Regions from separate parts of the Homo sapiens genome. Here region 2 is linked to region 1. A link is a contact called in ENCODE Hi-C or POLR2A ChIA-PET data. All regions are on one chromosome and are shown on one strand. Each heading gives the region's core, a stretch centred on a gene start or an enhancer-like site at or near the end of the contact. The rest is flanking DNA. Distances are from core to core; before and after follow the strand shown. Region 1 overlaps EMP2 (epithelial membrane protein 2). Region 2 overlaps NUBP1 (NUBP iron-sulfur cluster assembly factor 1, cytosolic).

What was found. A loop is a pair of places that touch in the nucleus more often than their neighbours do. ChIA-PET counts read pairs that join two places held with the same protein, here RNA polymerase II (POLR2A). Pooled maps may share reads with other maps.
Region 2: POLR2A ChIA-PET joins it to region 1 with 10 read pairs in WTC11. The contact joins two enhancer-like sites. A Hi-C loop is called at or near these places in 2 of 168 maps with a recorded cell type or tissue (Right ventricle myocardium inferior and ascending aorta), 2 of 37 single-sample maps with no recorded cell type and 10 of 50 pooled maps. POLR2A ChIA-PET finds 5 or more read pairs at or near these places in 6 of 52 experiments (AG04450, B cell, HepG2 and 3 more).

What each region holds. Positions count from the first base shown.
Region 1 is chr16:10,538,192-10,543,766 of GRCh38, forward strand. It overlaps EMP2 (epithelial membrane protein 2), which reads right to left. Exons shown (of 5, transcript NM_001424.6): 3 at 5,379-5,469. Among named protein-coding and RNA genes, the nearest start is that of LINC01290, 13 kb to the left of the region's middle. Within about 2 kb of position 3,380, at least 5 of the 41 ENCODE cell types and tissues checked have a DNase peak (open chromatin) inside an H3K27ac peak, as active enhancers do.
Region 2 is chr16:10,746,500-10,752,074 of GRCh38, forward strand. NUBP1 (NUBP iron-sulfur cluster assembly factor 1, cytosolic) reads left to right here. Exons shown (of 11, transcript NM_002484.4): 3 at 644-777. Among named protein-coding and RNA genes, the nearest start is that of NUBP1, 5.4 kb to the left of the region's middle. Within about 2 kb of position 2,677, at least 4 of the 41 ENCODE cell types and tissues checked have a DNase peak (open chromatin) inside an H3K27ac peak, as active enhancers do.

The DNA.
Region 1 (5,575 bases), core at 2,130-4,629:
CAGGCGGTCGTCTACATGGTCTGAGCACAAGGGCAGCCAAGGCGTCTTCCAGACCCCCTGCCCCTCACCTCCAGTGTCCATTTGACTGGACAATCCTCGACCCCTTATCTGGAAGACGAGGCAAGAACCACCTGCTCTGCATTCTTCCTGGTCTGGGTCACAGACCCCACATGCTTGGCTCATGGACAGGGGAATCTTTTGAAGGACAAACCTCAGGTTCCAACGTGGTAGATTGTGACTCAAGAAATCAGGATGGGGCCTTGGGGGTCTCCATTTTAGAGAGGGATTCCCATGGACTCAGGGCTCATGGGACTGTGACCTTGTGAGGTGCTCTGTGGACTCCACACTAGCCTGTAGGTATCGGAGGCTGATCTTCACGGTCACTACTTACAAAGAGGAGGAAAGCTCCTTTCTTTTCAGGTCAGCCTTAACAGAGACTGGGGTATGAAGGTTTGGGGCTCAGTACAGAGAAGTTTCAGTGGAGAAGGGAGGCCTAGGGTGGAGGGTGTCACATGGGGGCAGGTCACAGTGAGGCTAATGTGTAGAAAGCTATGTGGCCATAGGGAAGGCATCCTGCACATGGGTTACCTTCGTGGGCCTCAGTTTCCTCACCTGTAAAATGGGGATATAGATATATTTTTTGAGACAGGGTCTCACTCTGACAACCAGGCTGGAGTGTAGTGGCACAACCGTAGCTCACTGCAGCCTTGAACTCTTGGGCCCAAGTGATCCTCCTGCCTCAGCCTCCTGTGTAGCTGGGACTACAGGCATGTCTGGCTAATTTTTAAAAAATTTTTGTAGGGATGGAGTCTCGCTATGTTGCTCACGGTGGTCTTGAACTCTAAAATGGGGATACTAATAGCTCCTTCCTCATCGGGCTAGGAAGGTAGAGTAAACTCATCTACATAAGGGGGTTTGGAGGGTGCAGGCAAGGTGGGAGTCCTGTGTAAGAGCTGAATGCTGAATGTTACCACCAGGATGAGGCCAAAAGATAACGTGAGGGGACAGCGTCCACGCTGCACAGAAAATCTAAGGACACACCTTCCTTTTCTTTTTCTTTCTGTCTTTTTTTTCCTTCAATTTTGCAGTTTTGCCTGAAAACTCACTGGAGTGAACATAATTGGTAAGTACTTAATGAAACGTCTAGAGCTGTGGATTTAATCCATTCTGGCTACAGATTACGGTTGCTTGGAGAGCATCTAGCCTTTCCCCCAATTCCTTATGGGGAGCGAAAGGAGTCAGACCGGCTCCCCCACTATGACACACACCACATGACCCCATTCCCATGAGGCCCAGGAACAGGTGGAAGTGAGTTATAGTGACAGAAGTCAGAAGTGGTTGCCCTCGGGGCAGAAAGCGGTAGCAACTGTGTGGAAGGGGGCCCGAGGAACTTTCTGGAGAGTTGGCAATGTTCTCTGTCTTCTTTTGGATGGTGGTTACGTGGGTGTTTATACAATTGTCAAAACCCACCAAACTGAGCCCTTAAGAAGCCTGCGTTTCCTTGTTTGTAAATTATAACTCCATTAAAAAAAGAAAAAGAAAAAGAAAACCCAGCAGGCTCTACTGAGATGAAATAAATCAGAACGTCGGGCATTGAGAGCGGGCACGAGGGCTTCGTAAAGCCACCGAGGGAATTCCAATATGGAGCCCAAGTGGTGACCCTCTGGCTTACAGCAGTACTTCCCAAATCTGCCCAATCCCAGGGATCACCTGGGATTGCTTATTAAAAATACAGATTCTTAGGCCTCTCCCCCTGGAGATTCTGCTACCATTGTCCTGGAGTGGGCACCAGGAATCTGTATTTTCAGCAACAAGTGACCCATGATGGGGCAAATGGGGAAAACATGGCTTTGGGGGAAAGGATGAATAGATGTTCCTAGAACAGGGTTTCTCAAAGCTGGGAGGGGGTGCAGGATGTGCCTGCCAGGCAGCCCCTGAGATGGGTGTATGTGGAACCCAGTGAGGACGGGAAACTACACAAATTCACGGAATGAGAGGGATGCTCACTTTGCTCAGTTTAAATTCCTCTAAGGGCTGGGCATGGTGACTCACGCCTGTAATCCCAGCACTATGGGAGGCAGAGGCAGGTGGATCACCTGAGGTCAGGAGTTTGAGACCAGCCTGGCCAATATGGCAAAACCCTGTCTCTACTAAAAATACAAAAATTAGCTGGGTGTGGTGGCACACACCTGTAATCCCAGCTACTTGGGAGTTTGAGGCAGGAGGATGGCTTGAACCCAGAAGGCGGGGACTGCAGCGAGCAGAGATTGCGCCACTGCACTCCAGCCTGGGTGACAGAGCGAGACTCTGTCTCAAAAATAAATAAATAAATAAACAAATAAATAAATAGATTTCTCTAAGGACCTCAAGGAGGAGTTCTCCACCAGCTGCTTTTGTGCTTTAAAAACACCCACTAATATCTGGGTGTTTGGGGTTGTTTGTTTTTTAACATGAAAAGGACCAGAAACAGGCTTAGAGGCTTCAGGAGGGAAGTGTGTCTGCCCAGACTTTGATAACATCATTGGGCTTTCCATCTAGTATTTTCAGAAAGCTTCCCTTCTTTTATGGCAAGTGATACTAGTTTATACGAGTGATAACACTCATGGGAGGGATGTGACATTCTCTTTAACATAGACTTATGGTTTGGGAGGCCACAGTGGGTGAAGTGGGAGAATCGCTTGAGCTCAGGAGTTCAAGACCAGCATGGGCAACATGGTAAAACCCTGTCTCTACAGAAAATACAAAAATTAGCCAGGTGTGGTGGCACACACCCATAATCCCAGCTACTGGGGAGGCTGAGGTGGGAGGATCACTCGAACCTGGGGGGCAGAGGTTACAGTGAGCTGTGATTGCACCACTGCACTCCAGCCAGAGTGACAAAGCGAGACCCTGATTCAAACGGAAAAAAAAAAAAGAAAATAGATTTATGGGTGAGTGCAGAGGCTCATGCCTAAAAACCCCAGCACTTTGGGAGGCCAAGGTGGGAGGATCACTTGAAGCCAGGCGTGAAAAACCAGCCTGGGCAACACAGCAAGACCCTGTCTCCACTAAATACAGTAGATTTATGTACAGAAAAGTGGGCTATTTTAAAAGTAAACTTTTTAAAGTAAAAAAAGTTGGCAAACTTTTTCAGTAGAGGGACAGACAGTGAATATTTTAGGTTTTGTGAACCATATGGTCTCTTGTTGAATGTTCTTTTTGTTTTGTTTTTAGGGGTGTGTGTGTGTGTGTAAACAACTTTTAAAAATGTAAAAACTGTTCTTAGCTCCCCGGCCAAACAAAAACAGGCCTTGGACTGAATTTGGCCAGCGGTTCGCCAACCCCTGTTTTAAAGAAAAATAAGTGAATAATCCCATGTGGAGGATTCAGAAAAACAGCCACAGAGCACAGCAAGCCCTCCCAGCTGGCCTTGCACACTGGCGACAGCTGGGGCTTGCAGAGCTCAGGGAAGGAGGGCTGTTCCCAGGGCCAGAGGTTAGCATGACAGAATAACAGACGAGATGGAAGGGAGCACCGATGGTGTTCCGTGGTTAAGGGTACTGGCTTTAGAGCTGGTCACACCTAGACTGGAATCCTGCCGCCATCATTCGCTCCTGGCTATGCGGCCTTGGGTAACTTAACTGCTCTCTGCCTCAGTTTCCCCATCTTAAAATGGGGCCTATGGTCCCTGCCTGATGGGGCTATGAGATCACCTATGTAAAGGACTTAGACCCATGCCTCACAGTAAACTTTAAGTAAATGGTGCCTTCTACTGGTATTTTTGCTGCTTTTATGATGAATATGGATATTGTTACTGAGTGTGGTGAGAATCTGGGACCCAGGGAGTAGGCTCCTTTGCTCCCTAATAGGATTGTCAGATTTGGCAAACAAACCAAAACAAACACAAAGACAGGATGCCCAGTACATGAATATCCGATGGACAACAAATAAATTTTAGGAGAGGCATGGTGGCTCCTCCTCCTCCTTTAGGCTGAGGTGGGCAGATCTCTGGAGCCCAGGAGTTCGAGACCAGCCTGGGCAACATGGTGAAACTCCATCTCTACAAAAATTACGAAAATTAGCTGGGCATGGTGGTGAGTGCCTGTAGTCCCAGCTACTTGAGAGGCTGAGATGGGAGGATCACTTGAGCCCGGGAGGTCAAGGCTGCAGTGAGTCGTGACTGCACCACTGCACTCCAGCCTGGGTGACAGAGTGAGACCCTGTCTCAAAAACAAACAAACAAACAAACAAAAACCAAAAAACTAAACCCTCCCCCCCCACCAACAAAACCAAATATTTTTTAGCATAAGTATGTCCCATGTTATATTAATATTTGGGCCATAGTCATACTAAAAAACAGTACTTATTGTTTATCTGAAATCTCTAATTTAACCGGGTATACTGTATTTTATCAGGCAACTGGGATCCCAAAGTATCTATTTCATCAGTTCTATGAGGAAAAACAGAACCATTCACTTCATAATGAAAAACAGTGGTTAGCATGTTTTTGAATGGGATTTTCTGTATTTTAAAGCCTTTTCATGTATTTTAGCTCATTGAAGAGGTGGGCACAGCAAAGGCATCATTATTACTTCTGTTCTACAGCTGAGGATGTTGAAATTGACATGCCCAATGCAAGGCTACACAGCTTGTCTAGGAACGGAAGCCAGATCTTGGATTTTTGTTTGTTTTTGAGACAGGGTCTCACTCTGTCACCCAGGGTGGAGCGCAGTGGCGTGATCTCGGCTCACCGCAACCTCCGCCTCCTGGATTCAAGCAATTCTCTTGCTTCAGCCTCCTCAGTGGCTGGGATTACAGGCGTGCACCACCACGCCCAGCTAATTTTTGTATTTTTAGTAGAGATGGGGTTTCGCCATATTGACCAGGCTGGTCTCAAACTCCTGACCTCAAGTGATCCATCCGCCTCTGCTTCCCAAAGTGCTGGGATTACAGGCATGAGCCACTGAGCCCCGCCAGATCTCGGATTTCTTACTGCTGGACAGGGAAAAGTGACTGGAGAGTAAATTATGGTCTCTGAGCCCATTTAGAGGCAAGGCTTGGATAAAAAAAGAAGGGAAGAGAAAATTCTAGATGAGAGCTGAAGCTGGAGAAAGGATGAGAACGGGAAACTCGGCTGTGCCAAGAGGCAGAGAAGAGAAGGCATGAGGTCCAACTTAGCTGGAGTTGGTCTCCCTCCAGCCTCCGGCTTCTCCACACCCCTGGCATCTCCAGCTTGTGCTGTCCTCCGCTCCAGCACACACTGAGCAAACGCGGCCAGGCCCACCGGAGTATGCAGTGAGTGGAGGAGAGGGTACGGAGTCGGGGAACCCGAAGCCTCACTCCTGACCGTTCCTTCCTCCCTCAGTGCTTCTCAGTCAGCTTCCTTCATTCACACTTACCTTGAAAGCTGTCATTGATGACTGTGCAATTCGTGTTGTTGGTACATATTCTCCAGACATCTGCAAAAAACTCATCTCCTACCCACCAGGCCTGTAACACAAAATGGAAATAGAGAGAAAGGCCGTCCGTTCATGATGCAAACACTGACTGCTAATTAGGCACGAGGCATGGTGGGCTTCCAGGATTCTCAAACTGC
Region 2 (5,575 bases), core at 1,427-3,926, 210 kb after region 1:
GGAGGCCAAGGTGGGTGGATCACTTGAGGTTGGAAGTTCGAGACTAGCCTGGCCAACATAGAGAAACACCGTCTCTATTAAAAATACAAAAATTAGCCAGGCATGGTGGCAGGCACCTGTAATCCCAGCTACTTGGGAGGCTAAGGCAGGAGAATCGCTTGAACCCAGGAGGCAGTGTTGCAGTGAGCCGAGATCACGCCACTGCACTCCATCCTGGGCGACAGAGCAACACTCTGTCTCAAAAAAAAAAGAAAGAAAGAACAGTGTCTCCAGACATTACCAAATGTCTCTGGGGGATTTTGTCCCCAAGTTGGTGACCATTGCTGTTTGCAAAGTTCTCTTCTGGAGCTGGGAATACAGCACTGAAAGCTTCAGACAGTTCCTACCTTTGTGGAGACTATGTTCTAGTTGGGGGAGACAAACGTGTAAACCAATAAATGAGACCCCTTCAAGTGTGATAATAGCCTTATTTTCTTCCTAGCACTTATTTCTACCATTGTCTGAGAGGTATTTCAGAGGATCGTTTTAAACAGCCCCAGGACTAGTACTAGGACTAGGACTTAGCTCTTTCTAGTTGACTGGAAGCGTGACATTCGAGGTTTGGTGTGGGACCTCATCCCCTGAACTTTGGTTTTCTTTGCAGCTATAGAGGAAATCAAAGAGAAAATGAAGACTGTAAAACACAAAATCTTGGTATTGTCTGGGAAAGGCGGTGTTGGGAAAAGCACATTCAGCGCCCACCTTGCCCATGGCCTAGCAGAGGATGAAAACACACAGGTGAGACCTCAGGAACCACTGGGAGATGCTCATTTTGTCTGAGGGTCGTGATGGCTACTAAATAACTGATTCCTAGGCCAGGCGCAGTGGTTCATGCCTGTAATCCCAGCACTTTGGGAGGCCAAGGCGGGCAGATCACTTGAGGCCAGGAGTTTGAGATCAGCCTGGCCAACATGGCAAAACCTTGTCTCTACTAAAAATACAAAATATTAGCTGGGCGTGGTAGCGCAGGCTTGTAATCCCAGCTTTTCGCGAGGATGAGCCATGAGAATCGCTTGAGCCCAGGAGGCAGAGGTTGCAGTGAGTCAAGATTGTACCAGTGTACTCCAGCCTGGGTGGCAGAATGAGACTGTCCAAGAAGAAAAAAAAATGATTCCTTATACTAAGTTGAATTGGCCTCTTTGGAATCTCAATCCGGCAGAGAGCAAAGAAATGCCCAGTAGTCAAATGAAGCATTTCACTGGATTCCCTAGCCAAGAAAATGGCTAGCAGATGTACATCTGTCCTTGCATGTGGATAGTTTATTACATTACGTTCACGCTTCTTTTTCCTCTTTATTAACCCCTTTTAGCTTTTCTCTAAGCCAGGGACCTGCAAACTATAGCCAGTGGGCCAAATCCAGCCCATCTCCTGCCTTATGGCCTTTGAACTAAGAATGTTCACATTTTTGAAATGTTTTTTGTTTGTTTGAGACAGGATCTCACTCTGTCACCCAGGCTGAAGTGCATTGCTATGATCAGGACTCATTGCAACCTCTACTTCCTGGGCTCATCAAGCTATCCTCCCACCTCAGCCTCTCAAGTACCTGGGACTACAGGTGCTTGCCACCATGCCCGGCTAATTTTTGGGTTTTTTGTAGAGATGAGGTTTTGCCATGTTGCCCAGGCTAGTCTTGAACTTCTGAACTCAAGGCGTCCCCCTGCCTCGGCCTCCCAAAGTGCTGAGATTATAGGCATGAGCCACCGTGCCTGGCCTAAAATTGCAATTTTTAAATTAGTACCTAAGTACCTACATATGATCCTTGATTTTGCCCACAAAGCCTAATAATATATTTGCTGTTGGCCCTTGTGGAAAATTTTTGCTGGCCCTTACACGAGTTTATTCATTTCCACCCATGCATACAGACGAGCATGAAAACTCAGATTACCCACTGCTGCCCTCTGGATCTCAACTTTAATAAAAGGGGTTGGTGGGTCGCTAAGAGCACACACTCTGGAGTCAGACAGCCCAAACTCAGGTCCCAGCTCCATCTACACCACTGCTGTGACCTTGGGCAAGTTACCAGGCTTACTCTGCCTCCGTTTTCTCATCTATAAAATGGGACTCCAAGGACTGAGTGAGATGGCACAGTAAAGCACTTAGCACGGGGCCCGACGAATAGTCAATGCTCAGTAAAGGTCTGTGATGGCCACCATTTTTATTACTTTATTTCACTCTCTGGATATGAAGGGATGATGATTACATCTGCCTTAGAGATGAGTTTGTAGCCTACCCAAGGTATAGTACTGGGCAGATTCAAAATACACTTGTTGGGCAGGGCATGGTGGCTTACACTGTAATCACAGCACTTTGGGAGGCTGAGGCAGGCGGATCACTTGAGGTCAGGAGTTTGAGACCAGCCTGGCCAACATGGTGAAACCCTGTCTCCACTAAAAAATACAAAAATTAGCTGGGCATGGTGGTACGTGCCTGTAGTCTTAGCTACTCGGGAGGCCGAGGCATGAGAATCGTTTGAACCCAGGAGGCGGAGGTCGCGGTGGGCCAAGATTGCCCTACTGCACTCCAGCCTGGGTGACAGACAAGACTCCATTTAAAAAAAAAAAAGGATATAGATAGATACACAGACACATACACACACACACACACACACACACACACACACACACACACACACGTTGATTCGTCATTCTGTGAGTCAGCGATCTCTTGCCATTTGAGGGTCAAATCTGTACTGGCCTAGTGGGCTGGCCAAGAAATCTGCTTTCTCAGATTGTCTGTATCGTTTAGAAGAATCTTTGCTTTTCGAAGCTGTCAGGAATATTCCTAAACAGCTCACTGGAGATGGGCTTTCATCTCACCACTTGCAAGTAACCACTTGTGAGTAGACAACTGTTTACATCCTTCACTTTCATGTAATTACGTTCTGAAGTCTTTGCTGCATGCCTGTCTAGACTTTGCAGTATACAGAAGGAAAGCACACCATTCAGTGTGGAAATATGGCTAGATCAGCTGTATTTTTTTATGCAGTGGTGGTTTAAAAAAAAAAGAAGTCAGCATTTAGGAAAGTGTGTTTTCCCCAGGCAGACCTACTCATGACAGTGACATCACTATCTGCAAAGTGTCAACACATGGAAAATGCTGAATATGTCTTGATTAAAGTCAAGCAGCACAGATTTCTCCCTGCCCTAAATCCAGCAGGGTGGTGGGACATGCCCTGACCTTTTTCTGCCTGCCATCTGGTGGAAGCTTGGCTCTAACTCTGTGCAAGACCATTCCATGTTAGCGCTTGAGGCAGGCAGGCGCCTGTCATCTCATTGGCACAAAGGGCCTTGGATCAAGAGAGAGCAGAATTAGAAAACACCCCTGACGAGTCACAGGCTGCCCAGGGAGTGTGTAAGTTGTGGTGAAGGCAGAAGGAGCCTCTGTAGCATAAGCCTGAGCCATGAGACAGCCAAGAGTCATACACTGTCTTCCACTGCAAAAGTCACCGACTCCCAGCCTGGGCTTCAAAGTGAGACCCCTGTCTCTACAAAACATAAAACATAAAAAAAGTTAGCCAGGTGTGGTGGTAAGCACCTGTAGTCCCAGCTACTCAGGAGACTGAGGTAGGAGGATCACTTGAGCCTGGGAAGTCAAGGCTGCAGTGAGCCGTGATTATGCCACTGCACTCCAGCCTGGGCAACAGAGTGAGACTCTACCTCAAAAACAATGAATAAATAACAAGTCACCAACTTCCATAAATTAAACTTTTTTTGTTTGTTTTTTTGAGACGGAGTCTCATTCTTTTGCCCAGGCTGGAGTGCAGTGGTGTGATCTCAGCTCACTGCAACCTCCACCTCCCGGGCTCAAGCAGTTCTGCCTCAGCCTCTGGAGTACCTGGGATTACAGGCGTGTGCCACCACACCCAGCTAATTTTTGTATTTTTAGTAGAGACAGGGTTTCACTATGTTTGCCAGGCTAGTCTCGAACTCCTGACCTCAGGTGATCCGCCTGCCTCAACCTCCCAAAGTTCTGAAATTATAGGCGTAAGCCACCACACCCAGCCACCATAAATTAAACATTTATGATCTTTGTGATCTGAAAGGCAAACTGTCATAACAAGGTCAGCACTAGGTGTTTCAGGACTGAGTGTGCGAGGCCCTCCTCTGGGTCCTGGGACTGCAGAGCTGAGAGGGGCCTTGATGACCCCGGAGCAGTTGTCTCACAGATCAGAAGCCCAGACAGCCAAGGCTTCGAAAGCAGAAGCAACTTGTGCAAGGACTAAAAGTTAGGACTAAATCCCTCTTCCCCTACCCTCCTCATCAGGGGCAGTTTGGGGTGCTGAGTAAAGGAGACGCTTTGGGTCCCGACAGCCTTGCAGCATCTCCACCTTCTGCAGCAAACGCGGCCTCTTCCCATCAGCTGCAAACACAGGCCCAGAGGTCCTGCTGGGAGGAACGCAGGCGCATTGCTCTCAGCTTTGCTTTTCTGGCCTAACCTAAGCAAAATTAAATGGACAGATTTTGGGGTAGTAATAAGATCAACAGGAAGTCTGAACAGACAGGACCCAGGGCCGTCCTGGCCATCTGGGTAGCAGGAGCTTGTCAACAGCCTCTCGGGCCTGCCACGGGAGTGAGAGAGTGCGCTGGATCTGCTTCTCATATCCTTACATCATTTCGCTCAAGATTCACTCCCCAAGGGAGTGAAATTCCTCTAAAGGGAATTGATTAAATTGTTCCCTAAAGGAAGGGCATGGAGACAGAGTCACTAGAAACCTGAGAGTATCGAGGAAAGTCTCTATCACAGTCATAGTGATAGTGTCATTTCCCCGTGGATCATTGACACATCAGTCCCAAGTATCAAGGTCCGGAGAGAGCAAGTCAGGTTTTCCGATGATGTCGCTCTGCTGTTCTCCCCGGATGGCTCCATAGAGGGCACCTGAGGCCAGTGCTGGTCTGTGGATGGCGTTTTCCCGTGCACAAGTTTGAGACAGCGCTGGGTGCTGAGGAAGTAGGAGGCTGGGTTTGTTGAGAGGATTGAAGAGGGTGGCAAGAAACTAATTCAGGGCAAGTTAAAAAGTGACGCGGAGGTGCAGCACTTTGGATCCGAGTCATTGCAGCTTTCAAGATGAATACTAGCCCTGTTCTCAGAAGGTTCCTGAAGGCCGTCTCAGACCTCCTGTATCAGAGGGGAAGGCTTGGGGTGGAATGGGGTCGCCTGAAGCTGCACCTGAGTCACAACTAAAGAGCTTTTCCAGGTTTCCATCTTACTTTAAGTTTCTGTTCTGTAAGTTTAGCCTAAACCATCATTCACCTTCAGGATCAAAGGAAAACAGGGCTTGGTCAGGGTTCAGCTAGAGGCTCCACTCTGGTCCTCCACAGCAGGCCCGTGGTGTACTGGAAAGAGCCCCAGTTGGGGCCGAAAGACCTCAGTTTATGTCCCAGCTCTGTTCCCTGCTTATTGAACTGGTCCCCTCTGAACCTCAGTTTCCTCCTCTGTAAACCAGAGATAATGATACTTACCTTCTAGGCACATGGCCGCCTCAGCCTCCCAAAGTGTTGGGATTACAGGCGTGAGCCACTGCACCCAGCCCCCAATA